3 separate regions of the Homo sapiens genome follow, and all the other regions are linked to region 1. A link is a loop called in an ENCODE intact Hi-C map of the cell type or tissue named here. Cell type or tissue: PC-9. All regions are shown on one strand. Each heading gives the region's core, and the rest is flanking DNA. Links, peaks and the distances in the headings are about the cores only.

Evidence for each region. Hi-C counts contacts between places; a loop is a spot of excess contacts. Peaks named below come from ENCODE experiments on the same cell type or tissue, not always from the same donor. Only the 100,000 strongest peaks of a DNase experiment are listed, where the experiment ranks them.
Region 2: a loop joins it to region 1, with 10 times the contacts of the local background. A loop is called at or near these places in 37 of 110 quality-filtered maps.
Region 3: a loop joins it to region 1, with 8 times the contacts of the local background. A loop is called at or near these places in 5 of 110 quality-filtered maps.

The regions. Positions count from the first base shown.
Region 1 is chr5:128,208,685-128,219,691 of GRCh38, forward strand. No RefSeq gene overlaps it. Among named protein-coding and RNA genes, the nearest start is that of SLC12A2, 130 kb to the left of the region's middle. In PC-9, for the core only: CTCF peaks have their summits at 4,765 (motif pointing right) and 4,970; a DNase peak (open chromatin) is centred at 4,807.
Region 2 is chr5:128,668,584-128,679,590 of GRCh38, forward strand. The region is part of intron 2 of LOC105379168 (a long non-coding RNA gene); the gene reads left to right. Among named protein-coding and RNA genes, the nearest start is that of FBN2, 140 kb to the left of the region's middle. RefSeq lists an enhancer at 2,358-2,882. In PC-9, for the core only: CTCF peaks have their summits at 6,510 and 6,783; no DNase peak of the experiment used is centred there.
Region 3 is chr5:128,900,206-128,911,212 of GRCh38, forward strand. All of the region lies in intron 6 of LOC105379168 (a long non-coding RNA gene), which reads left to right. Among named protein-coding and RNA genes, the nearest start is that of SLC27A6, 60 kb to the right of the region's middle. In PC-9, for the core only: CTCF peaks have their summits at 5,523 (motif pointing right) and 5,722; a DNase peak (open chromatin) is centred at 5,506.

The sequences.
Region 1 (11,007 bases), core at 987-8,986:
CCACCAAGCTGAAGTGCTTTCCTAGTCTGCTCCCATCAAGAGTTCTGTGGAGGACAGCCCTACTGCTCTCCAGTACAACTTGACCAGAACAAAGGCTCAGAACAACTTAGACCCCACCTGCCACCAGTAGGGAATTCTCTCCTTCTCCAGCCAGGAGAGGCAGCCAGCTTGGTTAGAGCAAAGAGTTGGTCTTATGCTCTATTCTTCCCCTTTCCCTTTCTTGTATCCCATGGAGCTGAATGAAGAGCTAGAAAACAGCTCTGTTCTTATTTCAGGTAATTTTTCCCCTTCCTCCTGCCACATACCCAAGAGAATAAGCTCCTTTCCTCCCTATTGCCTTGGAACAGTTCCTTACACATCACTGATTCTTAATGAATTGTGTTAAAATGAATCTGTAATCAACTTTGCTATGCTCATGGGTCTGTTTACCACAACGATACTGACAACGAAGGGTAGTTTTGTGGTTGCTTTTCCATTTATGTGTCTACCTGGTTTTGCTTTAAAGATGAGGAAAAAATTATTTCTTGCCTCTTCTAGCTGAAGCCCTGAGTACTGATTAAGAGTTTATTTGGGACCAGGTGCAGTGGCTTACACCTGTAATCCCAGCATTTTGGGAGGCCAGGGTGGGAGGATTGCTTGAGCCCAGGAGTTCAAAACCAGCCCGGGCAATATAGGGAGACCCGGTTTCTATAAAAGTTTATTTGGCCTTTGGGAAATGTCTATCCCAGGTAATAGTGGCCAGTTTCTTGAGAGATTACCAAAGGCTGAGTCAATAAAATCCCTCAAAAAATTACAAATGTATTTATACAAGAAAGCAAATGAAAGCATCCAGGAAAAAAATGTTCACAAACACAAATTCAAAAACATACAAATTAAAGCAAATTTGAGGTGCCACTTACAACTAAAGAAACATCATAACATGATAATATATACTAATGTGTTTGTAGTGAATCTGACTTATTTCTACAACAGCTTAGGAAGTGATATGACAATACTAATGAATGTCTACTGACAGTATTTCAGGGAGCGCAACTCCGCAATGTAAATGGTGGCCCTGTAAACAAAAGTGTTTTTATCCAATAATCTTTGCTCCTGGAATTTTTTCTGAACCTCAAAGGGCACATAGAACAGGAGATTAAAGTTCATGGCATGCTCAAAAACAATTGAGTTCTTCACCAGCAATCCTCAAAAAAGAAAATCCTAAAGGTTGTTCTTGAGAATAGAAATACATTAAATTCAGAAAGAATGGCTTAGATATAACAATAAATAAAGAAAAAAGAAAATGGCTAATATATGGGTAAAACTTACTAAGTATTGACCCTAACTAGCAATAATTTCTTATGTGGATTTTTTAGAAAGTAAGAATTAAATCAATGACTAAAATATAAATTTGACTGGGCATGATGGCTCATGCCTGTAATCCCAGCTACTTAGGAGGCTGAGGTGGGAGGATCACTTGAGGCCAGGAATTCAAGGCCAGCCTGGGCAATATAACAAGACCCTATCTCTACGAGAAAGTTAAAAAAAAAAAAAGGAAAGAAAGAAAAAAAATTGAGCCAGGCATGGTGGCTTGTGCCTATAGTTCTAGCTACTGAGGAGGCTAAGGCAGGGGGATTTCTTGAGCCTAGGAGATCAAGGCTGTAGTGAGCTATGATTGAGCCACTGTACTCCATCTTGGGCAACAGAGTGAAACCTGTCTCTAGGGGGAGGAAAAAAAGGATATCTTCCAAATTAAGAGAAGGAAAAAGGTAAAAAATTCTCAAGCAATCTCCAAAAAGGAAATATGGAAGGAACAAACAAAATACAAAATTGTAATTACACTAAAGCCATATGGGTCATATCCTCCAGTTAAAAGAAAAAAGAATGCTTGTTTAGAAAAACAAAAAAAAACCCAACCATATGTTGTTTAACAAGAGATAAATCTAGATAATATGAATATGAATACATCTAAATATAAATATTTAGATACATCTAAATAATATAAATATATTTATATTATTTATATATTAAATCTATATATTATACATCTAAATAACATAATTTAGATACATCTAAATAATATTTATATTATTTTATTATATAGATTTATTTATATAAATTTATATATTTATAAAATTATATATATTTTAATATATAAAATATATAATTATATATAAATATATATAATTATATATATAATAAAAATACATAAAATGATTATATTTAGATACATCTAAATAATATTAATGATAAATAGTTGAGATTAAAATGATGAAAGAGTATACCTGATAAAAGTATAAAGAAAAGAAGACTGGTGTGGTCTATATTAATATCAGACAAAAGAAACTTTCAGGCATAAAGCATTACTTAAAAATAAAGTTGCTCTTGAATGATAAAAGGTTTAAGGGAGAGATAAAATAACTTAAGATTTGCATGCATTTAATAGCATGTATGATAGAGGAAATGAAATCAGTATTTCCAAGAGATATCTGCACTCTCATGTTCATTGCAGCTAATAGCCAAGATATGAAAAAGACCTAAGTGTCCATTGACAATGAATGGATAAAGAAATTGTGTTGTATATGTATATACAATGAAATATTATTTCACCTTAAAAAGGAAGCAAATCCTGCCATTTGCGACAACATGGATGAACCTGAGGGTGTTAGGCTAAGTGAATTAAGTAAGACAAAGAAAGGCAAATACTGTATGATTTCACTTATATGCAGAATCTAAAAAAAGCTAAACTCATAGAAATGGATCATAGAATAGTGGTTGCCAGGGGCTGGGGGGTGGGGGAGATGGGGAAATAATGGTTAAAGGGTACAAACTTTCAGTTTTAAGTTCTGGGGATCTAATGTACAGCATAGTGACTATAACAATACTGTGTTGTACACTTGAATTTTGCTAAAAGAGTAGCTCTTAAATGTTATACAAAAAAAATAACTAGGTGAAGAGATAGCTAGCTAACTTGATTGCAATAATTATCTTGCAATATATACACATATTAAATCATCACACTGTACACCTAACAGTAATACAATTTTGTCAGTTACACCTAAATAAAGCTGGAAAATAAAAAAACCTCCCATAAAAAAGAAAATAGATAAAAAATTTACATGCATTTATTATACAGTCTCACAATATATAAAGGAAAGTTGACAGACCTACCAGGAGAAACAGACAAGTCTAAAATCATAGTAACAAATTTTAACAGGTCTGTGTAATTGAAAGAAAGAGCAAAATACTACAACGAAGCATGCAAAAAAGAAAACACTAGTGGGGTTATGTTTTTTCTTGTTAAAGTTTCCCCTGAAATTTAAATGTATAATTAGAATCAAACCAGAAACGGTATCCGAGGTGAGGCTTCCATGTTGTCATGTCTTGGGGTCTCTGCAGGCTGAGGTTGCCTGTCCGTTCCTACACACCTCAGCGTCTGTAAGTGATTATGAGCAGCACAGGGGAAGGAAAGAACGTGTGGATCAGGTGTTAACAGCATTTTTTCCAAATATTCTCCATTCTGCTTTTCCTAATAACTTTGGTTTTGGAAAGTCCCTTGTGCTAAAGTAATCCAAGCTGCCTCTCCCAAGAGTGTACTGTGGCCTGACCGTAGGCTCTGCCCACCTTGATCCTGATTCCAAGAGGGAAATGACCCCGAAAGGAGCTGGAATCTAAGGTCTGGCATCCGGTCCTGTGGTGGAGACAAACACTTTCAAAGATGTAAAAAAATCCCACTTGTTCTAAGTCACTTTGCTTCCTGCCTGGGACATGAAAAGGGGGCCTTGTTCTTTGTGAGGGAGTGTGCAGCTAATTCTGGTATGACGTAAAGGCACTTTATATTATTGTCTGTGCAAAATGAACTGTCACCTCCCAACTTATTACACAGCAGTCTTACAGTTTTGCTTAGCATCTGAGGCACACACCCAGAGGCCAGAATAGTCCACCAGAGACTGAACTAATACTGCAGTGTGGAAGACAGCCACACCAAGATGAAAGATGCTTTCCTGTGCCGAGTGAGGTGATGGAAAAATAAAAAGCCAGACAAGAATGTGCACAAAAGTGATGTACAAAAGGGCACCTCTTCTCCAACATGGTTCAGTACTTAGGGCTTGCTTTTGCAAAGTTTCCTTCATACAAACTGCTTCCAAAACCACTTTACAGTTAAAAGCTTTGGATGGCCATTTGTTAGCACGCAGTAATAAATCACAGTTGAGGCAGAGGGCAAAAATTACATTTAGATGACACTGCTGTCAGCTGTCTGTGGGGTGGGGACAGGTTTAAGACTTGGTGGTGAGGCACAAGGGCACTGATCTAGGGAGTGGACTTCACTCTCACAGGCTCTTATGTGAATGTGATAAGCCAGGATAACCCCTTAGAGCAGTAACCGGAAAGATTGGCCTCACTATTTCTCACTATTCCCCCACTTCTCTGAACCCACTGCCCATCCAATTTGCACAGTGGAGATGCCAAACCACACACAAATTGCCACCCATCAGTCATTTTTAAGTATAAATAAGTTGAGGGTGAAAGTTCGAAGATACACATGATACAAAATTTGGGAGAAGAAATTTGACTAAATGCAGCCAGGGCCCATGCTCACTCTCAAGCCACTTTCAGGTCCCACCAAGAGGTGTTCAAACAGTGAACCTCTGTAAAAATAGGGCTTCTTCTGGTAGCTGAAGTAGAAATGGAATGATTTTATAAGGTATCAAACAAAAATGTTCCCAGTTTCTTTACTTTGTTAAGAGCAAGCAATTTTCTCTTCAGTGATTGTGTGGCAACAGTAGATGGCGATGTTGCCCTTGTTTTTGAGGAAACTGCTGTTGGAAGCGGGTGAACTGTGGCAAACATTGAAAATTCGGGGCTGAAATGTTGATTCTGTTGTGTTAGCAATGTAGTGTTGAGGCTGTTTGGCCTGAGTAGGTGTGGGGAAGGAGCGGATGCTAATCCAAGGCCATTTGCTCTGGCCCACCAATATACTCATCTGAGGAGGCAGGCAGGCACTGACAAGAATCTATCAAATTATCAGTTTTTATCCAAGTATTTGTTTGAAAGAAATGGTAGACAAATTGCAGTTTTTATCCAAGTATTTGTTTGAAAGATTTCAAAGATATGTTTGAAAAATTATCAGTTTTTATCCAAGTATTTGTTTGAAAGAAATGGTAGAGAAATTGCAAAGTTAATACACTTTAACAACAGCAAGTCTCAGGAACTAATCATGAAAAAGCAATGGCAATAATATTATAGATACATGATCAAGTGTCACTGTGAGCCAGGCACTGTGCCAAGTACTTTGTATGGCTGCTACTACTTAATTCTTAGAGAAACCTGTGAGACAGGTATCAATACCCCCATTTTACAGATGACGTCACTGACTTTCAGGAAGTTTAAATTCTTTTCCTGAGGTTCCAGTTAGTCAGTGGGTTGGCCAGAAATCAATTTCGAGCCTGCTTGGCTCCTCGAAATATAAAATTTTTCGCTTTTCTAAAGCCAGTCAAGATAAAGACAAGTTTAGTTTTCAGAATGAACCTTCAAAATCTACACGAGATATATAAATTTAAGAAATGGGGAAGAAGGAAGCCTTCTAGGGTCAGAGGAAATACCTTTTTCTTTTTAGAGCTTCCTTTATCTTACCCCAAATAATCAGATCAAGTGTGTGCATGTGTGTGATTTTAAAATATGGCATATGGATTCCAAAGGTCTGCTTACCTGTTAGTAACATTATTGCAAATTCAAAAGAGCTTTCAGGCATAAAAACTAGTTTTCATAAACTTTCATCTCATAAATCAATAAAAGTTTTTCTTAGCTATTCTACCCTTAAGTTAATGTCACAGAAATAGTTTTCCCATAGTGACACTAGGCAATAATTTTTTTTATTGGCAAATTGTTATTTATTTTATGTCCATAACAACGTATGGCATTAGAAACTATCAGGATTCCCTTCCACTGGGAGGTCATGGGTGACGGTGGATAAACTCATATCCAGAACCAGTACAAGGAAACTTACCCAGTCTCTGCAGTACAGAATGTATGTGCCCTATCAAGGACTACTCAGTAGAGCCAATCAAATCCTTCTAAATTATCAATAGGACAGAAATAATTCCCTGAGTATATACTTGTGAAGTTATACTTCAGATAAGCTCAACAATCAAAGGATAAAAAAGTCCTTTAAAAGTTGTTTTTGAAATATCTTGACTTTGACAACTTAGGTTTGATGAATTGGAGACACAGAAAAAGTCTACAAACATCTTTTCTTTGAGAACTTAGATATAAACTGGAGAGGCTGCAAATTTTTCCCAGGTAAAGTTTGCATGTGCCTTTTAATCTTAAGTCCAGGCCAACCAAACTGCTCCACATCTCCTTTAATTCATTTCAGGATTGTGAGTCTTTACGAGAAAACACAGGACAAACTTAGGTGAATAAAATCCCAAATCTGACACATGAGCCCAGGCCTATCCCTCAGCTTTTCAAGGTCTGGAACAAGAGTTATAAATGGAGGCCCTGTATAATAATTTATCATTTTAAAGTAAGAAGTCAAGCTAAAAACTGTTGAATGAAATATGTTCTATCCTCCTAAGTTGAAAAATATGCCTTCCTGATGGCCTGGGAAGAATGTGGGTCCCCAGAACCCTCAAGGTTCTACCCCACAGCATGAACACGCAGGAAGAACTGCCTCCCAGCTGCCCAAGAGGTCTTACATGCATGTGTGCAGACACCCAGGCCATATGTCCAGGCTCTGTCCATGCCCCTCACAAATGAGTGCCCCCTGCCTCCTACCCCTTGGCCCTTGGGATGTACATACTAACACTGTGATTTGCCTGCTGGAGGAAGGGCCTAGGGAGGAAGCTGGCTGTGGGGTCACTGGAGTGAGAAACTGTGGGGATCATGTTTGAGATGGGGAGTGGGGTGAGGGCTCCAGGTGGTTATGTTCCCTTGAGCCTGCAGACTTTCCACTCTATGGAAAAGGAGACAGCAGGGGACGGCCAGGGCAAAGTATACAACACACAGGGCCTGGCTGGGGATCTCCTTGTTTTCTTGAGAGACTTTCTTTCTCTTGATCAGAAGTATAGAAGTTCAGCTTTCTCTATAGAAAAGGAGGTCACAAGAGGTGGTAGATGGAAAAACAAGGAAGGCAGGCAAGGAGAGGAGTTAAGAGAACATCTCTCAGCAGAGGCGGAGGGGTGGGAGAAGGTAATGGTAGGGCATGGCTCAGACCAAGGAGACCAGGGATGAACCAAGTGGCCTGGAGAGCATCACCCCTGAACTGTGGGCTCAGCATTTTAGAAGTTGGAAAGGTATGTGTATTTTTTAGAAAGATTGTTATTAAAATAAAACAAAACCCCAGAGTCACAAGAGTTAACATTTTGGTTATTGGAAGCATGAAAATCATGCTGCTATGATTGTGGTGAGGGACAGAGGCATTCTGTGGAGGGGGTTACAGGGAGGTTCCCTCAGTTACGTATAGAGGAAAGAAAGTCAGGAGCTGCCTGGGAACCACAGAGTGAGGCTCTGTGTCTCAACCACTTGGCTGGACCCAAGACACCTCTGGTCTTGTTTCCACTCATAATCAGGAGTCCATTGCCCCTTCACTCTTAGGTCTCAGCGTCTTTGCTCCGCCATGTTCCCCCTCGACTTCTAAGTTTGGCTCAGGTGCAAACCTTTCCAAGGAGACTGGTTGGATTGAAACCATGAAACCCACTATTGGGACACACAGTTTTGTCAGGCTCCGCCTAGCACCCTGGTCCAGAGGAAGGCTCTCAGTTGTGGTACTGAGCAATTCAAATTTACTTTGACCAGGGCAACCAGCCCCCCCGCCCCGACACGTGCCTGACCCAATTCCTAGGCCCAGCTCCTTGTCTGAGTTTGGCCACACACAGCAATCCGGGCTGGTCCAGACTTCAGACTAGTAAGTCCTGAAGGTCAGTGGTTGACTGATTTTCTAAATAAGACAAACCTCACCCACATGCCTTTTAAAACTCAGCAGAAGGCAAACACACGCAAAGAAAGGGACAGAGCAGCAGGGGAGCGTCACTGTGGCCGGGCTCTCGACAGGGCTCTGCTTCAGTTTCCTGCTCTGTGAAATGAAAGGTTTGCATTCGATGGTCTACAGGTCTTTTCAGAGAATACATGTCCATGATTAGATGTCATGTCACACGCTGTAGAGTCCTCTTACCGAGTGAACACTGAGTGTGTGCTGATGTTTTTGTAGCACCATTCCCACGGAGTAACAGCCGGCTCCATTTTCATAACCCCTTGGAGTGAGGCGTCACCTCCCTGTCCTCTTTCCTCTAAGAACTCAGTTGTGTGCCAGACCTCAGGAGGTCGTTTTCAAACCCCACGGCTCGGAGAGAACACAGGCCCTTGGTGTCCACAGTGTTGAGGGAACCGGGCAGGGGCTCTGCCAGGAGCCACGCTGTTGATCCTGGCAGGGTTTCTGCCCTGATGTGGACAGCGCATGGGAGATCAACCTCCCCTCACTCTCACTCCCCATTCCCACTCCCCTGCTGGGTAGGAAGGCCTGGGTTTCCGAGACTCCCAGTAGGAGCCAAGCAGCTTGACTCAGGCCAAGGGTTTGTGGCCTGGGCCCGTTGCCTCCTGAGCCAGCTTTAATGCGCTCAGATGAGCTCGTGCCCACAAACCCGTGGCTGGAAGATGATTCAGGGCCAGATGCAATTAGACTGTGGGCCAGTCAGATCTTCCTGGAAACTGGAATATTGCAGGTCACACCTAGAGTGTGTGTCATATAAAACTAATGCAGCAGGAAGACATGCAAACTATTCACTGGGGTTCCCCCGCTCCCTCCACTGCTGTATCCTTGCCAGTTGGGCTGAGGCCACAGCCTGGCACTGTCCCTTAGGATAGGGAGGGGTGTCAAGAGGGATTTGGGAAACAAGGACAGCAAAGTCTGACTTTTAATCTCAAAGCCTTGGGTCGAGGTATTTTAGGAGATTGAGGCAACCAGCCCCAACTAGGACCCAACCTATCCACCACCCTCATTAGGTAAAGATTCTCTCAGGCTGGGGATTTAGGGAGGATAAGTTGTTAAGGAGAGAAAGAAAGTGAGAGAGTTAGAGTTGAGTGTGCATACAGTAGTGACTGAAAGGGAGGGGTACTCTGAACTGCAAGCCTATCCTTACATCTCCTGGGCTAGAGATTGGGAAGGAATAATAATATCTCCAATGGGTTTGGTGGTCCCAGAGCAAAGTGACCTTGTGACTGATTTCCAGAGTGCAGCCTTGAGAGGACATTCTATCCAGTGCGTACTTCATGAGGCAAATAGGCAAAGGGAAGTTCAAGGGACTCCAGGAGGCTCAGCCCCAACTACCAAAGTGCCATGAGAAAACACCTGCAATTTTTGGTAGCCCTTTGATTAAGGTGTAGAAGGTAGCAGAAGGAGCCTGCAACTCCTGTGGCCATGGCTGGCAGGGAGGAAGGACCCAGAATAACCTGCATGGACCTGGTAACTGGAGGCCAGAGTCCCAGGACATGTAAGGCCATGTGAAGTATTAACTGGATGGTGGCAGCCAAGGGTAATGGTAGGAGGGTTGTAGCTGTTGCCGGGAATCAGCCAAGACAGCTGGAGGTAAGAAGTGGACCACTCTCCTCTAGCATGCCACAGCCTGGGGTGTATGCTCCAGCTCTCCTCCATCTCCATGCTAGGGTGTTGGTGCTGAGTTTGCGGGGGTGATCTTGTGTCTATATGTGCACAATCTTGTATTTGACCAAATTTAAACCTAAAACTTAACAAAAGTCATAAAAGTGGCTGACTGTATCTGGAAGTGACACGGTGAAATTCTTTACATCTCACAGAATGGTGCTTCAAGATAAAAACTGAGTTACAGAAAACAATTTTTTTTGCATACCTGAGTGCACTTTTAACAGAAATTTTAACCATAGAAAGCACCATTGGCTTCTTTCAAACTGGTTTTTCTCCTCCTCATCAGAAAAATTATCTGAAACTTTGAAATAGAAGACATTACAGGATGTTCTCTTTCAGTGTAGTACTGAGTTTGCAACTTTGACTTTCCATTAACTGGTTAACTTGTAGATTTTTGTCTGGGAGAGACACAAAAAGTGTGTCCAATGGAAAAGGTAATGCCAAAGGTCTCAGTGTGTGGACCTGTAGGCCCATAACTCGTCTTGTATTGAATGAACAATTTGTTCCTAATGTTCCCTTACTAAATTACCTATAAATGTCTATCTTCTCATGTGTTCTTTGAACCGTTCATAACATCTTACTGATTTCCTCATTAATTAGACTTGAAAAAGACCTTTGACATATGCTCATTTCATAACATTGTTTTATAAGTCTTAGAAAATTATACTTGAGTATCATTATAGTCTCAGACCTACTAACTCACATGGCATACATAAATCAATAATCTAATCTATCTTGTCCCTCTTAGTAGAATGTGTAAGTACTTGTCATTCTTTGTCCTTGATTGAAATCTCAAGAAAGGAAAAGCCTCACTTAATATCTTGTTTCCAGTCGTTATTATTATAACCATTTTACCAATGAAGGAACGGAGGTTTAGAGAAGTAAGGTATCTTGCCCAAGCCTACACAGCTAGTGGGTAGCAGACGTAGAAGGATTCACACTCCAAGCTTGTATGTGTCTCAAGTCTTTGCCTTCCTACTGCACCACACAAACTTCTATACTACTAGTCTGAGTCAAACATTAATTTGTATTCGAAGAAATAATCCAACATAAATCAACCCTTCAGCAAACACACGTGCACAAATATGCATATCCCACACACATATAAAGAAAAGAAACAAATAGAAAGTAAAACACCCTACCCAATTATAAATAAAACTCAAAACTCATAACATTTTTTATCCAAAGGTACCCCAAATACAACGCGTGCTTATTTTCTTTCTCCCACCCAAATCTGGTCCTTCTCCTGTATTCCTGAATTTGGTTGGTGATAATACCACCCATTGGCCACCAAAATTAGAAACCATGGAATCTTTTTACTTCCTTCTTGCTAACCTTCCTCTCTGCTAGTGCCAAAGCACTAGACTTAG
Region 2 (11,007 bases), core at 1,862-9,861, 460 kb after region 1:
TTCAGACATGTCTCAGTAAGGAGCTGTAATGCTTCAGTTATCCTCTTTCAGGTGGTGCCTGCCTATCTTGCAGAACTGTCTGTAAACCAGGTCCTAGTCTTCTCTCCCTCTATCAGCTGATCATAGGATACTCCCTATGAGGCCATAGGTGCAGGTTTGGAGAGCGAGGGCAGTGTGTCAAGAGTAGGAACCATGGGCTCTTGGGCCACTTCTTCAAGTAACTTACTTATGCCTTCACTTGGGCCATATGGTCCAGCAGACCCAATGATATTTGATGTGTTAGTGGAAGATGCTGTTTGGAGCCTTTGGCAGCCCTCTGTAGGTGAATCACAGCACTGGCCTTTAGGATTTGGAGCAAGGCCCTGCCATCACCCACAGATAATTATTCTTCTTTCGGGAAACAGCTCTTGGCCTGTTACTGGGCTTTAGTAGAAACTGAACATTTGACCATGGGCCACTAAGTTACTACGTGACCTGAGATGACCATGTGGTCATGAACTGGGTGCTACCTGACCAAACACTTCATAAAGCTGGGTGTGCACAAAAGCATTTCATCATCAAACGGAAGTGACATATACATGATCAGGCCCAAGCAAGCCCCACAAATTATGTAGCTGATTCTTCTGACAGTCTTAGATCCTATTAGTCACACGGAAGACAGGAGATATGGCCTTGAGTCCACGAAAAGTAAAGAGTTTGAATTGATAGTCTCGTGTATATCAACATCATTAGAAATCCACATTCTCTGTGAAATGGAGGACTATGAAGAAAATATATGGTAGCAAAGAACAATAGTAAGCAAAATCTTCTATCTCAGCCTGGGTTCTGTGTGGGAAACAATGAAATTTCCCTGAATTTTTTTTAAAAAGGAAAGGCATGCCCTCGTGTAGTTATTGGGTTTGAAATAATTTCTCTTTATTTATAGTCAAGGAAATCCTAAACCAAGATACTTATTCAATGATGCCAGAGTGGTAAGGTATCATTTTCAAGTGATACCTTATTTGCTTATGATGGTAGGTGAGGCATTCTGTAAGTCCATGGATGGTAGTTTTGGCAGAAGTATTGTATGCAGGAAATGCAAAGGGAAGGCAGATCTATATCCAGAGTAATGTCTATTCCAGTAAGAACAAAAATACTGCCCCTTTTATGATGGAAGAGGTTGAATAAAACCAGCCTGTCAGGTATCTGGCTGATTAGCCTGGGGACTGGTGCCATCTTGGGGGCTCCATGTTGGTCTCTGATGCTGGCAGTTTGGAAAATCATCGATGGCATAACCAGGTTGACCTTGCTGAGTGAAAGTTTATGTTGCTCAGCTCGTGCATCCACTCCATTCCTGCCACCATGGCCACATTGTTCATGAGCTTATTGGGCAATGGCAGGATTGGCTGGGGAAAGCCACCACCAGTTCTAAATCAACAGTATGAGTCATCCTATCCACTTGATTAGTAAAGTCTTCCTCTGCTGTGGTTACTCTTTGGTGAGCATTCACATGAGATACAGGTGCCTAAAGGCACTTGAAAGAAGCAAATAAAATCCTTAACTCAGAACTGATAGGATTTCCATAGGGAAAACATAGACATTCAAATGTGAGTACATAATTCAAAATTAAAAACATGGTAAAGAAGAATAAGACCTGGTGCAATGGCTTATGTCTGTAATCCCAGCACTTTGAGAGGCCAAGCTGGGAGGATCACTTGAGCTCAGGAATTGGAGACCAGCCTGGGCAACATAGTGAGTTTCACTTGTGTCCCTGTGAAGAGACCACCAAACAGGCTTTGTGTGAGCAACAAGGCTGTTTATTTCACCTGGGTGCAGGCGGGCTGAGTCCGAAAAGAGAGTCAGTGAAGGGAGATAAAGGTGGGGCCGTTTTATTGGATTTGGGTAGATAAAGGAAAATTACAGTCAAAGGGGATTTGTTCTCTGGCGGGCAGGAGTGGGGGTTGCAAGGTGCTTGGTGGGGGAGCTTTTTGAGCCAAGATGAGCCAGGTGAGTTGAACAGTCCAATTTTCAGTGGGGTCCCGCACAGATGGGACATGGCTTAGGAGGAATCCCGGGCTGTGGGCATTCCTTGGCCTGGTGGCCAGATTTCTGGCCCTTGTAGCAGGCTCCTGGGGGAGGCAGGCTCCTGGGGGAGGCGGGCCTGGAGGAATGCCTGGCCACGGCAGTTTGGGCGTTTGGAAGTTCTTGTGTGCTGGAGATGTGGCTGGGGTTTCTCTCACAGTGGAGGCAAGGAATTGCAACTCAGAAATATGTTGCTACTTGGCTGCCTCTACTCTATTATTGTACACCTAGAAGGTGAGGTTAATTAAGTCCTGTTGGTTCGAATCCGAGTCACAGCACCAAATTTCACTCGCGTCCTTGTGAAGAGACCACCAAACAGGCTTTGTGTGAGCAACACGGCTGTTTATTTCACCTGGTGCAGGCAGGCTGAGTCCAAAAAGAGAGTCAGCGAAGGGAGATAAGGTTGGGGCCGTTTTGTAGGATTTGGGTAGATAAAGGAAAATTACAGTCAAAGGGGGTTTGTTCTCTGGCGAGCAGGAGTGGGGGTCGCAAGGTGCTCAGTGGGGGAGGTGTTTGAGCCAGGATGAGCTAGGAAAAGGACTTTCACAAGGTAATGTCATCACTTAAGGCAAGGACTGGCCATTTTCGCTTCTTTTGTGGTGGAATGTCATCAGTTAAGGCAGGAACCGGCCATCTGGATGTGTACAGGTCACAGGGGATATGATGGTTTAGCTTGGGCTCAGAGGCCTGACAGTGAGATCCTGTCTCTACTACAAAAAAAAAAAAAAAAAAAAATAGAGTGGTGTGGTGGTGTGCATCTGTAGTCCCAGCTACTCAGCAGGAAAATTTGAAATAAAATGAAAAGAGAATGGTCGTTGGTCGGAGTAAAGTGAAGCTGGAAAAAATATTTTCTTGTTACTTACTATTTGTGTGATATTGTACAATTTGTTTCCTGACCCTCAATTTTCTTAATCGATGTGTGAACAATAATATTTTTCTTCTAATTATTATGTAAGAATTTAATGAGACACATAATTTCTTCATGTAATATGCTCATGTGACTCATAATTTGCTATATATATTTAATTCCCTTACCTTTCTCTTAAAATACAAGATAACATTCATTCATTCATTCTCTTAATAAGTAGAAGCACCTGCTAGGTTTTACTGCTTATACTAATTAAAACACCAAAATCTTTAAACCTGTTTTTTGTAAAGACCCCCAAAGAAAATAAAATATGTATATAAATGAGTTGTCCAATGCAGATCACATCATAATTAATATAATTCTGTCCACTAAATTATGTTCCTAAGAAGCTGTAGTTCGCAACCTAGCAATGAGATAATCTCTGAAGCATTTTACTATGAATTAAGAAATAAAGGGGAGAATACATAGCAGAAAAAAGAACCACAGATATGGAGTTAAATCAGAAGGAGTCAGATTCTAATTCCATGCCAATTGGATAGACTTCCCCAGTCTTCGTTGAGTAGCTCTCCATATGTCTCCAATTTAAACCAGGCCACTCCCAACAGGAGCTCTACCTCAAAGAAGGCTGAGAAATGGCTGGATGTCAGCGTCCTCAGGGTACTTAAAATACATTTGCTCTGACAGGATCTTGAACACCTGCAGTTATTTCAAAGGAATTTTGATCCAACAATAATTCACATAATTTATCATCTAGAGATGCCAAAGATTCTTTGAAAAACTATGCTGTAGTTAGCAAAAGAAAAAAAAAAGAAAAAAGTGATGGTGGGTGGCATTATTTTCACATAGGATGTTTTTACAGGCATCATTAAATTCTTGTTTTTTCTTTCCAGTCTTTGTTTCTCCGTAGTTGAAACATTGACTGTGGATGCATTTTTGAACTTTATTGTGTGTTTACAGTGAACACATACAAAGGAGCTATTCTTTTCTTTCAAGGGACCTGGGCTTTCAGTTTTGTTTTCATCTCAGATGAGAGCATATCTGAGAATCTCACCTTAATAACATTTACAATTTTGAGAAATTCCATGATTTTTCTTTTAACATAATCACACTGAGATTTGAAAATATTTAATGCATCTGAGAAGAATATGTTTAGTCAGAAAGAATAAGGGTTTGGATTCTTTACAGTTCCAGTTGTAAAATAAATGTCTTTCACCCAAATTTAGGGCTCTGGGCAAGCTGGGACAGAAAGGACAGCGTGTTGTGATTCCCTTTGTAAAACCAGTCAGATGTGCTCAAGGGGAAAAACTGGGGAGAAACTAGCAGTCTTGACATTGTGGATTGTGGGGAACCAGGTTTGTTTGAGACAAGCTAGGGAACTATTGGATCCAGTTAGCATTCAGAGAGAGTAAGAGAATTGATGCTTCCATAGGTAGACAGATATAAAGTAAAGCTTATGAAACCAAATCTACAAAAAGGCTCCAGGTCATCATTAGCAGAAAAGTTAATTAGAAAACGTGCTTTGAAAGTTAATTTCTTCAATAGTTACCTAACTTCTATCTTTGCTTTAAATAGAAACAACTTTATTAAATAGACAGAAGGCAGCTGTCTGCTGTCATAAAAAAACTTTTTAAAAACAAAAATTTATATATTGATTCCCCTGAGAGGTGTTTGGCTGCTACTCTCATAGCAGCACGTGACTGAGATAAGTCTACTATTGCTGTTCAGCTAGTCCTCAGTAGAAAACAATGAGCATAGGATTTCAGCTTTCAGGGTGAAGTCTATTTCCTGGAGAAATAGGGAAACCTCTACATTTTCCCCTTTCTCAGATTTTTCTTATTTAACAGAAATGATACTCCGTAAGAGCAGAATTGCCAAATATTAGTGTTCTTTGTAGCGGGTTAAATAATGAGTATTATTCTGACTCTACATCCTGAAAAAACCTGATCTTTCATAGATTTGCATGAATCAATCAGGATTCAGAAAGGTTGGTTAAAAGACATAGGATACACAAAAATAAAATCCCATTTTCAGATTGGATCAACTTGCCATGGAAATTATTACCAACATCATTTTTGTGTAGCTCTTCCAAACCTCAATTTGGCTTTCTTGCTTGGAAACACATAATTGCACAAACTATGCTCCCCAGAGACACTTTCCTGCACCTGAAAAAAAATCCAGTTATGCCCACAGACATGAACAAAAGAGCATGGATAGCCGAAATGAATCTCTCTTCCAAATGGGTAAAGGGACTCAGGCAGTGGCACATTGAGGTATTAAACATGTACTTTTTTTTTTTTTTTTTTTTTGCCACATTGATTGACCTACCAGAAAGCAGAATTGAAGAATGTTGTGGTTTTACTTGGGAGGTGGGTTCAAAAGCTTTTTGCTGCTAAATGGTATGGATAATTTGTATTTTATTTTATGATGAAAAATAGACTTATCCTGACTGAAACCTCTTAGCAAAAACCCTTTCCAACTTTTCAGCGAGGTTCTATTGAATCAAGTGCTTTAAGTTGATCTTCAGTTTCTGGCTTCAGAAAAAAATACCATGTCCATTCTGAAATGGAACAAAGTTTAAACACAGCTTTCTGGGTGGTTTGACACAATTCTAAACTAAAGACTTGTGCACTCACAGCATGACCAAGATTACCTCCCCGCCTCCTGCTGTTTCTTTATGGTGGCCCTTGATTGCAAACCTGCTATTACAGCCTTCTGGAATCCTTAACCCTTTCAAAGTAGTTTTTTTCCTTCCTGTCTTTCTTAGTTCGCTCCATATTTTAGAGATGGGTCTTGCTGAATCATCTCAGAATTTGTGATTTTTGTAGACCTGTCACACCCTCTAGGCTTTCATGGTACAATGAAGTTCATTACATTTTAATTTTTAAGTCATATTTTTATTATGAAAGTCTGCCTCAGATTTTATGAGTGAAATGAATGTTGGTTCAGAGCATGGGATCTAGGGCCAAACAACACTACCTGGGTTCAAATCCATGCTTTCCTTGTTAGCTATAGTATGCTTTTTGGACTGTTTTGTCTTCTGTAATTAGTTTTTTCATATGTAAAAAGGTTCAAAACCAAAGCTACCTCAGAGAGTTGTGAAGAGTAAATAAGCCAATGCATGTAAAGTGCCTAGAACTGTGTGTGGCACATATGAGCTCCAGAAATGTTAGCTATTACTGACCAAAAGTAGAATGTGATGTTTCAGGTGTGGGAAAGAGTAAACTTTTCAAAATTTAAATGATTCTCAGGATCCTGTGAATGATTGATACAGACCATCTAGTCACATTGGTAAATGTCATTAAAGACCAAGATTCGAGGTATTTAAGTTTCTTTTTATGTAGAGTAGGAATAGATATTTTTTTATAAAGACTTAGAGGCAGCCAAACATACCTATCATATAAGAATCGACCATATAAAAGTATTGGGGGGGAAAAAACTATAACTAGTTATCGAATGTGTGTTTCCTCCTAGGACTGTGAAATCAATGATACTCTGAGATATGCAGGGATATAGCTCCCTGCTGCCCCATAGTGGCAGTTGTTGTCAGTACAGTTTCCTCCCTGCAGGTCGTTAGTGGGGCTCCATGGAAATTCAACCAGTAGATTGCTAGGAAGGTAAATACAACCTACTGTATTCTTATCAGTAAAGGCCAGTGGCAATAATAGATAAGAAGAAAAGAAACAAGATCCCACCCACATAAGAAAAGAAATGTAAGTATCAGAAAGAAGTATCCTGTGAATTAATGTTGCCTGAGAAAAATGCCATTAATCCAAATGGCATGAACAGAGTGGCCCTAAATTGCTGTGAGCCTACATGAATTACTGCAGATTGGCTCTTGAAAACCTGCTACTTTATTCTCACTGTCTGTTTGTCTATCTATCATCTAAATTATTTTTCAAGCAATACTACCCTTATAGTATGTAGGGGCACTTTGAAAGCTAGTAATTTGGTGACACTTCAAGCCATTATATTTGAAAAACATTTTTTATTCTTTATTTAGAAAAGAGACTGAGCTTACAAAGGCAAGTCATGATGCATGGCACTGAGGATCATAGCTACCTTAGCCACATCTCTGCCCTCCTGAGCAATTCAGCTCTGCCTCCAAACTTGCATTTCCTACTCAGCAAAGTGAAAGTTCTATGAGTAAGTCAATTCCCCATTCTTAGAAAGCAATTTGTGATCATTTACTGTTTATAGACAACATTACCTATCAATACCAAGCAGCTTATCAAAGTGTTAACTCTGCACATATAGGTCTCTAATAAGGGTCCTGGTCGGTAGATACTTCCATATCTCACTGTAATTTCAGTCAGATTTTGGCAACTGCTAGTTGTTAGTGTCTTAGTTGCCTGTCTGTGCTTTCCCCAGGCTTCAAAACTTGGATTTTATCATCTGTCATGTTCCCACATCCAATATGTTGCCAGATTTGGTCCATCTGGTCTTGCAATATGACCTCCCACCATGCTTTTCTCTGCATTCCCCTGACACTGCCAAAACCCAAGCTCAATTACATCTCATCCAAATTTTGCCACAGCCTTAAACTTATCTCCCTCCCATCCTCTGTAAAGAAACAATGTGGTAGATTGAAGATATTATATGTTTTGGAGTCAGAGAAACCTCAGTTTGAATTCCAGTTTCACCACTTACTTTGCTGTGTGATCTTTGGCAATTGATCTTAATATGCATCTTAAAAAGGAGAAATAATAATCTCTTCAAAGAATCTAACACCCTGTTTGGCACAGTGTTGATACTTTAAAATGCCAGTTACCATTTTCCTTTCCCTTCTCTGTGGAAGATTCAAGGGCAGGCTAGAAGAAACCATCTCGTTGGTTACAGGTAATAAAATAGTGCATTTTAAATTACAGAGAATTTAAAGTTAACTGTGTAAATAACTGAAAGAACATTTGTTTGTTATTATATCCTGCACTTATAACCCTAAATAATGTCAGTGATAAAATGCTTCTCTTCTAAAAAATCCTTTTTTGGTATATGTTCTAAAGAATAGCTGCTATTGTTGTTGAGTTTCAACAGTAACATCAATTTATAGTAGCTTAAAATCAGCACATTTATGTTACCTACCTTTTGATAAGGTTTGGCTGTGTCCCCACCCAAATCTCATCTTGAATTGTAGCTCCCACAATTCCCATGTGTTGAGGGAGGTACCTAGTGAGAGGTAATTGAATCATGGGGGTGGGTCCTTCTCATACTGTTCTCGTGATGGTGAATAAGTCTCATGAGATCTGATGGCTTTATAATGGGGAGTTTCCCTGCACAAGTTCTCACTTTGCCTGATGCCATTCATGTAAGAGATGACTTGCTCCTCCTTACCTTCTGCCATGAACGTGAGGCCTCCCCAGCCATGTGGAACTGTGAGTCCATTAAAACTATTTCCTGTATAAATTACCCAGTCTCAGGTATGTCTTTATTAGCAACATGAAAACTGATGAATACACTTTCAATAAACACTGTATTGTACATAGGCATTAATCCAGAGAACTTTCAGTTATACAGCTTACCCCTGACATACAGATTCAGTCTTTGCCCACAGAGAACATACATAGCAGGTTGGAAGTATGCAAGCATGTTCCAGGCGTGATTCAAGTATTCCGATCTTGTAGTACTACCTATTCCTGCATTTAAACAGTTGATCTGAAATGAACAATTATAACTCAAGGTCTGTGAAGATAAAAAAGCAGAATTTGAATTAATTCCATTTCATGACCATTAAGAGTTATTTGCATTTAAATTTTCTGAAATTATTGTGAAATAGGATTTTTATGACTCTCTGCCAAACTTATGTCTGAGACTGTTTGAAACAACCTGTAGTATATTGGTTGCTTCAGATAAAATAAAATTTTGAAACTTAAAATTAACAAAACATGTTCTTTAGTCAACTTTGAATGAAGAGAGATTGATAAATATAGCTATATTTGCTATGGAACAGGAATATGAAAAACTATTGATTTTGATAAAGTTGCAGAAATCAAGGCTTTTAACAGAAACTGTAATGTTAATATTCATTATTGTGTCAAATAAACATGCATGTATAAGATTTTTCTCTTTTTCCAAAAATATTTTAGACATTTACAAGTGTATACCATAATACATACTATATATTGCTCTCTTTTACTGATTTTGTTTTTAATTTTTTTAGTGGTATAATTACATTGTAAAGTTTTAGAAAAGAAAATCTTAATGGTTCCATTTCTTTTCTAGCCATTGTCCTTATTTATCTCATTTTATGTTTATTACTGAAAATAAGTTTGTTATAAAGAGGAGGTAGGTGTTAAAAAGTGATGCACTTTATGTGTCAAATATAGCACCAACCCATCTTAACTCCAGGCCTCTCTCTTCAATTCTTTTCAAATATTAATGTCACTTATTTTTCTTGAGGCACAAATCTGATCATGCCATTTGTCTGTCAAATATTTTCTGGGGCATATTCTTTCATGCTGAAAGAAAGTTGCATGAAACTGCATTAGTGTGTGGCATTCATGGATTACCACCTCCTTGGGAATGCCATCTCCCCATCTTCTTTTCCTGTGTCCATAACTACTTGCAAGTCCACAAACAGGCCCTTTCAGGCCCTGCCTCCCACCTGTGCATATTGTTAACCTCACCTGGAATGCCTGGGCATCTTCTTTCTTCGTCTTCTCTAATCTTGTACTGGACCAACATCAGATTTGGGCTATCCTTTCATAAAACCTCTCCTGATGCTCCCAGGGAAAAAAAAATCATGCTCCTTTCCTCAGAATTTTCAGAGCTCTTGGGTTATGGGAATTTTCTTTTTCCTCTAAATCCCTTCATCTCTTGTGGTGTTTGTACATTTCTATTATATTATAATAACTTATTTATATTTCTTTTTTTAAATTTCTCCTTGGGGTAAAAGCTCCTAAAAGGCAAACTTCGTATCTTATTTATCTGATTCAGAGAACCAACAAGGCTGCTTGAGTAGGCATGGTGCTTCTTCTGCTTCAGTTTGCCCTTGCTGGATCCCCTAAAACTCCTAGCTGAGTGATTCTCATTTAGCCTGGGACCTGAGAAAGCCCTGAAGTTTTGCATGCAACTGGGTGTTCACATGTGTAGCTGTCAGATGAGCTGGACTCAAAGGGATTTAATCAGCTGCCATCCTTTCAAGCATGTCCAGTGGGCTAGTTTTTCTTGCCCTTGGATATAATTTTCGCAATTTTAATAAACTTTCTGATTCTTTTCAATCATAGCTACAATCTTATTTCAGAAACTGCAAAGTCCTCACAATGTTGAATTTTACCTGAGTCTTGTGCTATTGGTAAACAGTGATGGTTAAGAAATTCTCCCACTGTTTTGTGTTCTGAAGTAGCTCTTTGGACATTACCACCCTGCCCCCTGTGACTTAGAGAAGACTCGATGACTCTTTGTTTACCTACGACACAGACTGCAAATTCTCATTCTTTGACTTAGAAATAATTCATTGAACTACTTGTCCCTACTGGTCAATCAGAACAAAATACTTATTAACCAAACTTTTGTTGAGTTTCCCTCTTTCCTCCAGGGCCCTGAGCTCCCCTCTCCCCAGCCTGAGCTACATACAAGGTCTCCTGAGAGTAGGCTGGCTTCAAGGCAAAACAATCTCTGATCATACCATTCTTTCATCCACTTGTCAACACCAGTTCTTTGTAGCCCTGTCCACTCCTCCCGATAGCAGATACACTCTTTGCCTAACCCTTGAGGTGCTTTCATGTCTTACTGTCAGAGTGTTCTCCCTACTGTAATCATCCCATGCCTCTATTGCAATAGTCCCTTTCCTTACCTTGCAATAATCCTTTGAAAGAAAGTCTCTCCTTACAAAGTCCAGATACGTTTTGTATTTGACAGTCCAGACCAGAGTAACAATAAAAACTGCAAACTCTTTGGTAATTTAGAACTTCCCTCTGCCCTAGCTTTGAATGGCTTTAAGTCTGGAAAGCCCATTGTCTTTTTTTCTCCTTGCTTTGCCAGCACTTCACAATTTACTGGCTAAGATTCTGATTCTTTCACACCTGGCTGGGGGAAAGGCGATTTGTGAAAGAGACTTTGGCAGGTATTGTTGAAATTTGGTA
Region 3 (11,007 bases), core at 1,918-9,917, 690 kb after region 1:
AATTGTCTTTTGATGTACATGAAAGTTATGCTTCACAGGTTGATATGTAGACACATTTTCTATGACTGCACACACAAATTTTTTTTTCTGGCACAGTCTCAAAATAATAAATTTTTGAGGTAGATGGCTGATGCTTCTTTAGATGATCTGTGTCTTCTGGTTTTCATATATTAGTGATACAGTAGAGATCTCATGGTGGATAGGAAATGACAAACATTTTGTGCAAATTACTTTTTGTCATCTAGTTTCTTGGAAAATAAAAATTCAATATTTAATTATCATGAAATATTCACTTTCATCTTTAGCTCATTGCTGCTGAAAATTTGTTGTGAAATTTCACAAATTGAGAAACAATAAATAAATCAATATTGTAGAGTTATATGATGTAATAATGACAATAGCACTATATTAAGAGTACAAGCTACTTCCTCTCTTCATTTTATAAAACAACAGCTCTGGTTCTATTTCCTACACATTTGTCATATACTTAACCTATACATTCCTGTGTTTTACCCCAGATGCCCCTCACCACCATCTATTATGAGCATAGTTTTATGTGGGACTGGTGATTGGCAGATTTGTGTATTTTATAAACCAACATAGGACCAAGACAGTGTATAATGCTCCGCCCTCCACCACCACCCAGACCAAGAGGAGATGGCTTCCTCTCACCACTTATGTACCAGAAACATAACACCCTGCATGCCGACCTGGAAAGGGAAATGTTAGATTTTATATGGCTGAGGGTGCCAGGGAAAGAGAAGGGGTTATGTTACCTGTCTTTAAATTTAAATTAGGTTTCAGGTTGAAAGTATTCATTCCCCATAATTCTCACACTTTTCTAAATAAGACTAACAGAAACTACCAAACCCACCTTAGCTTATTTTAACACAAGTATTTAATAATATTTTGTAAAAAATGAAGAATCTGGAACAAATGTAAATCATGACAGGGTGTCTTAGGTAACTGGCAGAAACTGGTACAGTTCTGGGCAAACCGAGATGTAGAGTGTTCTGGTTATTGATTGCTAGGTATGAAACTATACCAAAAAGTAGTGGTTTACAACAACTCACTCATTATATCTCATGGTTTTGTGCGTTGGGAATTCAGGCAGTGCTCAGCTGAGAGGTTTTTCCACTGCATGTGGCATCCACTGTGGTCACGTGGTAGTATTCAGTTGGCAGCCACTCTGGTTTGGAGGGTCCACATGGATTCACTCTTATTCCTGTTTCCTGGGGCTACCTTTCTTCCTCCCCCTCCAACGTAGCCTCTGGGCTTCTCCACACATTCTCTTCCTCAGGTTAGTCAGATTTCTTACTGCCCTGGCCCAGGGCTCCCAGAGACTAAAGTGAAATGTGTCAATCCTTTTTAGGCTAGACCTAGAACTAGCTCAGTGTCGCGTCTGTAATATTCCTTGATCACAGCAGTCAAAGACTGGCCCAGATTCAAGGGGAAGGGACATTGTGCTCAGCTTCAATGGGAGAAGTGTCAAAGAATTTGCAGCCATCTTTTAAAAAACCACATATTGTCACAAGAGGCTCAGGTTAACATCAGAATATGGGTGCACAGCCGTTCACTTACTGTTAAACCAAATAGTATCAATTGTTTATCCTTACTCAAAGATGGCAACACTAATTATAAATGGTGAGTTTCATCGCAATATAAATATTTTACCTATTAATCAATAGCTGTTAGCTATTAATATAGCTACAAATAGTGATTAGCATCATCTATGTGCAAAACACTGGCACTGTACTAATTGCTATAGAGTAAAAATATGAACCAAAGCTCCTAGCTCCAGAGCCAAGAATTTAGTGAGAAGATAATCATGCTCAAACAAGCACAAAAACAAAGGAATGGTATTCACAGGGATGGTTACCATCCAGTCCTCATTCAAGAGTATGTGCAGGCATGCTTATGATCGTAGGAACACTGAAAATTAAAACAACTTAAGATGAATACATAAATATCACGGCCATATGACATTTTATATCCTTCATTGTTAATCTTCCAAAGCATTCAGCTGTGGTAATATTATTTAATAATCGACCACATAATTTTAGGACTAGTTAATGTTTTTATTTAAGAACCTTCTATTTATTCTTAAAATTAAAGTCTTCTATAACTTTAGAGGGATAAAGATATAATTTGTAAAATGTGGCATTAATAAAGTTGGACTTACAGAGCTGAAAGAACAAATGTATTGTGTTAAGAGATAAAGCCACTTGTCTGCCAGACACATGAAATCCTATAGAGACTTCTCACACAAGTCAGGCACACACACACAAGCATGCAAATGCACATACACACACAGAACATTGTAGGTGTTCTCATTGTGACTTTGGCTTATGATTATCCCTATATGCAAAAAAAAAAAAAGGCCGGCCTCAAAAAGAAAAAATGGAAAAAGCCAACGTTATCTGCTCTAAGAAAGAACTGGTCTGACTCTATGCAGCTAGATAGTAGCCCTACAGAAAGAAATCTCTAAAAAAGCATTAGCTTTAAATCTTTAAGGAATTATGAGATTTTTGTCCCTCCAAGAAATGCATCAAAAATTGGAAAACAGTGTAGAATAGGACCAGAAGGTAAAAGAAGAGAGACACTACTAAATGGATTCTATCTCAGGAAAGTTAAGGTTGAAAGCCAGAATCTCAAATGGCAAAAGGTAACCCGGCAATTCATTCTAGAGTTTCCAATAATAATAAAACCATCTTAGGCCCCTCCTAAAAAAATTGTCAAGGGTCATCTATGCCGATTAACTTGGAAGAATACTAAGTGAAGGTGTTACAATGTGGTTCTCACTTCACATTTTCAGTGTATTTATCTTTTACTTGACTCAAAGCAGATTACAGCAGAAATATCACTTGACAGAGATTGCAAAAATAGCCCATTTTTTTCTTTCTCTTTCTTTCTGAGGGTTGAAATATTTCTAGCTAGTGCCGCAAAATTGTTCCCACTACTCTGCTTGGCATGAGGAAAGAGATAGACATGGGATAAATTATGGGCTTATCAGTAACCAAAAATGGAGTTGGTATTACAAATTCATCTAACTTATTTTGCATATTTGGTATTCCTGGTTGGTAGTTATTGTTGTAATTATTATTTAGATGTGTAGTTTTTTGTTTTATTTTAAAATTATCTTCATTGTTATAAAAACAATCAATTTTATTTTTAGAAAAAAGATGGGTAAAAAATGATAAAAGTAATTCACCATCTAGAGATAATTCTGTATATATTTTTTCTGTTTTCTAGTCTTTTGAAAATCTACATATGCATGTATAGGATCATATGTGTAGTGTATATAACTGTATGTAACTACACTGAAATAAATAGGGGAGGGTTAGAGTTCAACATCAAACACGCTTAACATTAGGCCATGTGGGGTTCAAAAGAACTTGTACATCAAGTAGATCTGAGTGGAGATGGCCAGACACTGAGAGGTGTCTTCGATTGAGTTGCAAGAAAAACAATGCAGAAGTAGAAGTATGTGTGAAGGAGTTTAACTGGAGGTAGGTGGGGCTGCTGCTCCTCTCCTTTCACCTATACAGAGTTGGGGAAGCAGGATTGGGTAGACAGGGAAGCAGAACTGAGAGGTGTTTGCAACAGAGATCACAGTCGATCCAGCGGGGAGGTTGGAGCTGAATAGTCCATCAGGGGACCAGGCTTCAAAAAGAAGGAATTTGTTTTTTATTTTGGAGGGAATGTCTTGACGTGCCCCATCTATTAGGCTTCTAAAATCTTAACTTAGATGTATTGCATCCTCAAAATTTTGTAAGATTTATTTCCTACCTAATAGAGTCCTCCCATTCATATGCTACTTTTTGAGATCGAATATTTTAAAAAAGAAACATATAGGGTGCAAGCTGTCTTTTAATAAAGGCCCCCAGAAGGAATCACTCAACACTTATGCTTCCTTTTCATGGGCTAGAACTTAGTCATATAGCCATGTCTAGAAGGCTGGGAAATGCACTCTTCATTCTGGGCACTGAGTGTGCAAGTGAATGTTGGGATTTCTGTTACTTCTAACAGACAAGGAGTGAAGAGTAGATATAGGAGGCCCGCTGGCCATCTCTGCCATAAACACTGAAATCTGTTTAAATTGAAACCAAGGTTAAACAACGGGTAGTTACCATTATAGAACCAAACGTAAATGTAATACCTTTTGACAATATAAAAATACTGTCTAGTAGATGACATAAGATTGGTCTGTAAGATGCACCATGTAGCAATCCATTGCAAAATAAAAATGATGAGGCCGTGTGTGGTAGCTTATGCCTGTAATCCCAGCACTTTGGGAGACCAAGGTGGGAGGATCACTTGAGGCCAGAAGTTCAAGACCAGCCTGGTCAACACAGAGAGACCTCATCTCCTGGACAACATAGAGAGACCTCATCACCACATACACACATATATTTTTTTTTAAATTTTTTTTGTTATACTTTAAGTTCTGGGATACATGTGCAGAATGTGCAGGTTTGTTACATAGGTATACATGTGCCATGGTGGTCTGCTGCGCCCATCAACCCATCATCTACATTAGGTATTTCTCCTAATGCTATCCCTCCCCTAGCCCCCCACTGCCCGACAGGCCCCAGTGACACACACAATATTTTAAAGTGGTGGATCTGGGGTCAGGTGTGAGCAGGAACACAGAGCGCTATATAGATGAGTAGACTTAACTTAAATGTCTTGCTTTGTATGTTGAACTAAGGGAAAATTATGTGAATCTGAAGGAATGACTCTGTAAGATGGTTCAAGTAAACAAGGAGTCTTGCACAATTTTGACCTCTTGATGGCTTCTCCCAGACTTTTGGTTTGCTGGCCAACTTTTCTTTCAGATGGAGGCAAAGGTTAAATCTGTGACTAGGTGTTACCATAAAGCAATCTCTCAAACATTTTTTCTCTTAAGACAAATGTGTCATAATGACATACCATAGGAGATGTTCTTTAACACTCCAGGAGACAAGGGAGTTACTTTCCAAGATAGATTAATTCGCTTTCTTGGGAAGCTTCCCCTCAGGAATCCTATTCTTCCAAGTACACTGCTCATAATTACCCAGGCAACCAGTCCATTCAAGTCATGTAGGGCTAAATAGTACAAAAGTGGACTGGGGAAGAGTGAAAACTATCATTGTGTATCTTGTATAACATATAGAAAGCAATTAAACAAGAATGAAAGACAAGATCTGCCTAAGTAGAGAAAGAGGTTGAGTTGGGTATTACACGATATTGAGATTAAGCTTAAAATTATGTATTGTGCATTGTGAAAAAAATTTATGTATTGTGAAGTAATTTTTAAACAGTCAAGCTGATAAAGTCTTTATTTTCATAATTTACACTTTTAAGTTGCTTTATACAATGTTAATTTAATTCAAAGGTATTTAATCTTAAAGATCAGTTATAAAGCATACTTTTCTCTCCCAGGACACAGATGTGGTCAACTAAGAACGTGGGTAGTAGTCATTAATACAGTCAAATAATAACACTTTTCTCCTGTACCACAAGATGGCAGCACATGCAAGGGTGCCTATTTACAGTAATCATTTGTGTATAGTTTTAATGTCTCTGGGTTTTGGATGATTTAAAGGGTAGCCTTCTACCTTCTAGAATATAAGTAGTTTATATTATTGCTTTTTTGTTGTTGCTTATTATTATTGCTTATTTTGTTGTTGTTCATCTTCTTAAGTTCAAGAGCAACACGTATTTTTCCCTCTATAATATCAGATCAAAATTTGTTCTTTTACAAATTAAGCTACCTGGTCGGGGGGGGAAAAAACCTATTTACTTTTAGGCCCATGAGAGGATATATCCTTCCTCACAAATGTTATTTGACCTCTCTTTCGATTTAGACTCACAAGAGAAATAATCTCAAATTGCTGTTCCCTCTATAAAGTTCTTCCCCTAGATTTCACATTGCTTTTTCAAGTTTCATAGGTATCTGCTCAATTCATTTCTATGAAGACCTCCATGATTGCCCTGTAAAAAAAAAAAAAAAGACATCATAACACCATTTGTACCTCTAGTATTCCTCTCCCTCCCTGATTCTAATTTATTATTGTCAACCAATCTACCATACCTTTACTTATTTATTTGTTTATTGTTCTCCCCTAGTAATATGTAAGCTTTGCAAGAGAAAGGATTTTGTCAGGCTTGTTCATGGTTGTATCCCCAACTTCCAGAATAGTGCCTGCACTTGGTGGGTATTCACTAAACATGTGTTGAAAGTATGTATTGCCATAAAGGTTGGAACAATTGAAATAATTGTAGCAAGATGGTAGGTGTATTTAAACAGAACAAGTGTCATAAATAAAAGAGCTCTAACCTAAGGATGGAGAGGTAGAAGTTCTCATTCCTGTTCTACGCGACTACTAAGGACCCTCATGCTGCCATTCAAACTTCGTGGTATTTGGGTTCTATTTAGTCAATATGGATAATAATATCACTTTTACTCATATCCTGACATAGATGTGAAGCTCTGGTTATGTAAATTAAGCAAATATGAATAATAAAATTATTTCTTTAATTTTTAATGATTTGAGATCACAGAGAATGAAGCTAGTTCTTTCCCTTCAATAGCGGCCATGATTTTCCAAACATTCCTAACCTCTAATAAAGAAAACTTCCCAAGGTACACAAGGCCTCTCTTTTCTCTCTCAATCAAATATCATAATTCTTGCTTGAGGTTCTGTAAGTTATCTCCTTGAATCTTATTGGTTTTTATTAGACATACTGGCAAATACAGAGCAAATGTACAACACAAAAAAATTTCACAGGCACAAACTCGTGACTGACATTTCTCCTGGTGAAGAACTTACATAAATGAAGTGGGAAAATATTTTAAGAAATTAATGCATATACTGTCTCCTACCTTATGATATAACTGCTTACTGATCTCAAACTTGGCAGCTCAAAGAAAGAGTGTCATCTGCTTGAGGAATAGTTTACAGTAGGAGAAAATCATGCCACTTTTTTCAGCTTTTAAGATCAAGGAAGATCATTGTCTATTAAATAAAAAAATAGTGGAGATATGACATGATTAGAAAAAACAGGTTTATATTTCTGTTCATAGACTAGACAAAATAATTCTGACCTGAAACAGAAGAGGGAGAATTGTCCAAAGGTAGAGGAAAGTGAAGTGCATCATGCCTTACAAGCTACCTTTTGATTTGGAGTGGAAATTCTGCCAGCCAAATCTCAAATAGAATATGTCACATTTAATTATATCACCCTTTTGTCTCATTCTAGCTTTTTTGCACTTGAAAGCACTCACAGATCATCTTTTTGCTATTAAATGTCTTGACTGACTTAGAATCAACTAGATCAAAGTGATTCAGAGGTTAAATATATTAATATCCATGTCATCTTGGACAACTCATTTATCATAGTCTCAATTTTCTAACGTGGAAATTAAATCGATTTATTCTTAGGCAAAATGTGTATATATCTGTGTAAGAAAATATGCTCATATACTAGATCGATCTCCAGCATTCTCTCTCTTCTTTTGTCATTCTATATCTGCTTCTTTATTCTTAATAACATGCTCTAGATGCCTCCTATCCAAAGCAATCTCCACATTACTCAGATGCCTCCAAACTATTTCCCCTTCTCATCATGAATTTATTCAGAAGAATAGTCTATACCTACTACCTTCATTGTCTCCCTTTCTTCATCCCTAATTTTCCATAATTCCTTTGTAAAATCTCACCAGCAATATCACAACTGCCAAATCTGAGGAACTGTTCTCAGTCCTCATCTTACTTGACCTTTTGTTGCAAATGAAATTGAATTTTAATTTTACCTTGCAGATCTCTGCTTGGGTCTATGACATGTCTTTGTCCTAGCTGTCAATAGGCCTCTCTGAGCACATTTTCTCCCATTCTTTTGCTTGCTTCTCTTTTTGCACTTGTTTCTCTTAAAAGTTGGTGTCTCCCAGGGTTCTAGCTTCCAGTCTTAACCCACTTCTTTTGTTCCATACACCCTCCCCACCCCAAACCCAGGATAATCTTGTGGTCTTCACCCATAATATATGTATTAGTGACTCCCAATTCATTCTCACAGTCCTGGCCATTCTTTCTGGTTCCCTGTAGATAGACCTCCTTTGCTGGTTACTCTTCTTTTCTCTGACTGTTCAATATTGGAGAACCACAGGGCTTAGTCATTGGACTTTCTTTCCAGTTATATTCCCTCCCTTGGTTATCTAATTAGTCTAATGGCTTTAAACCATGTGATGATTTCCAAATTCATATCTCCAGTCAAGACTTTCTCCCTCCACTCTAGACCTCAATGCCCCCTCAATATTGCTATTTGAAGGTCTCATAGGCTTCTCAAATTTAACATTGCTAAAACTGAACTCCTGGAAATTCTGTCTTTCTGATGATTCAGGTCAAAGACTTGGGGTTGCCTATGGCTGCTTCTTTCTCTAACATCTTAAGTTCTCTGTCTTCTTTTCTTTCTTTCTTTTTTTTTCTTTAAAGACAAGGTCTCACTCTGTCACCAAGGCTGGAGTACAAGGGTGTGATCACAGCTTGCTGCAAACTCAACCTCCCTGGGCTCAAGCATTCCTCCTACCTCAGCCTCCCAGGTTGCTGGGACTACAGGCACACACCACCACATCCAGCAAATTTTTGTATTTTTAGTATTTTTTGCCATGTTGCCCAGGCTAGTCTCCAATTCCTAGACTCAAGAGATCCACTCACTTTGGCCTCCCAAAGTGTTGGGATTACAGGTGTGAGCCACCATGCCTTGCCTGAACTTCTAATTTATCAGCATACACTGTCAGTTCCATTGTCTTAAAACATCCAAACTCCTACTGCTTTTCTCCATCTTCACTACTGTCAGCTGGGTCCAAGATACGCTCACTCCTTGAGTGTATTAGTGCAATAGCTTCCTAACTGGTGTCCCAATTTTGCCCTTGTCCCATTAGTCTGTTCAATACAACATCCTGGGTGACCTCATTAAAACTCAAGTATGATTGTATCATTCTTCTGCTCTTAAACACCAGTGGCTTTCCCTCTCACTCAAAATAAGGTAGAAGCCCCAAAAATGACCTCAATGCCCTACAACATAGGCATATGCTCCTTAGTTCATTGGTCTCATTTTATATTAATCCTCTCTCCCTTCTATTTGCCACCCCCAACACTGCCTCCCTGCAACCTGAACACTTTCCCCCCTTTTCTCTCAAACACTAGTTCCTCTTCTCTTTCATGTATTGAGCTTCTGGTTGTTCCTTAAACATATCAGTAAGGCCTCTCCATCAGGGTCATTGCACCTGCCTGGAATACTCTTTCTCTAGATAACTGCTTTGTCTAGACTCTCACATTTTTTAAGCTTATGCTCAATTTTTAGCTTTTCACAAAGGCTTTCTCTGGCCACCCTATTTAAAATGTTAGTAATCTCCAACATGACTATCCCCATTCCCTGGTTCATTTTTCTATAAATTATCTTATCACTATCTAACATGGTACCTCTTTGCTTATTAATTTTGCTTATTGTTTTCTTTCCTCTACTAGACCATAAGCTCCATAAAAGCAAATTGTTACTTTTGCATTTTTAAAAGAAATCATGGAAATTTTATTGAGAGGAATAAAAATTACTTATATATCATATTCATTCATCATTATATCATTTCAGTGAGGCTACACAGGGATTGGCTTTTTTGCAGGTAATATATTTTAAGTCTTTAATAATTAGAATAAAAAGAATATCACTAGGAGTAAAGATATTTAAATATATTATATATTGTGTGTTGGTGCTTAATATTAATGCTTATATGCATATATGTATATTTATATGTACATAGATACATACATATATATACTTGCAAAAAATATTTTAAGTGGCTTTAACAAATTAAATTGTAGCATGAAAAATATGCAGCATGGTAAAATACAAAGAATATGCTATAAATAAGTGCAAAAGGGCCAAATAACATTGTCTGAATTATTGCACCAGCCTCCTAACCTACATCTTTTCTTCTAGTCTCTAAATTTGGAATTAATTCTCCACATATCTTCTAGAGTAAATTAATGTAATCATTTTACTTCTCTACTTAAACCACTTCAATGAATTTTGCTTTTCTATTAACTTCTAGAGATATTAAAAATTATTAGGGGGATGCTTTTGCTCTCTTAATAGAGCACTTCTGATAGTGAAAAAGGTTGACACTCCTCTACTTCCCTCATCTGCTAAAGATAATCACAAACCAAACATTAGAACTCCCCATGTACAATAGCACTCATGATGTTTTATTATAAGCAATCATATGCTTATATCTCTTCCTGACTTGATGTGAGCTATGTGAGGTGTCTTATTTTATTTCATTTCTATTTATATCCCCATCATTGTCCCTCAGGGTGATATTTAGTAAATGTTTAACTAAAAGGAAACATATAAAAACACATATATTCACAGTGTACATGGTAGAATGTAACAATGATATTAACAAACATACCAGGACTTATACATTTAAGGAGATGTTCTTTTTTTAACTTCACAAAATGTATTTTGTAATATGTAATGAAGAAGGCACATATACTAAATTTTTATATATGCTTTAATCAAATAAAAATGTGTTCATCAAAAATATCGCAAACAAAATCAAACTTCATATAATGAAAACATATTTTAAACACATACAATGGTGAATGTATTAATGTCCTTCATATATAAGGAATGATTAAAAGTCAACAGAAAATGAGCAAAGAGTAATCCATTTGAAAATACATACATTCGGTAAAAACACTGAAATCTTTAGAGTTAGTAGTAACCTAAGATATGCATATTAAAGAGTGCAGAGATTTTCATTTTGTTCATTAATTGTCAACTTATTTTAATAATAGGTAGTGGAAGTGAAGAAATTATAAACTTTTGAGGTAGTCTTTTTTTTTTAAAGTTCCAGGATACATGTGCAGGATATGCAGGTTTGTTACATAGTTAAATGGGTGCCATGGTGGGTTCCTGCACCTAACAACTCATCTCCTAGGTATTAAGCCCATCATGCATTAGCTC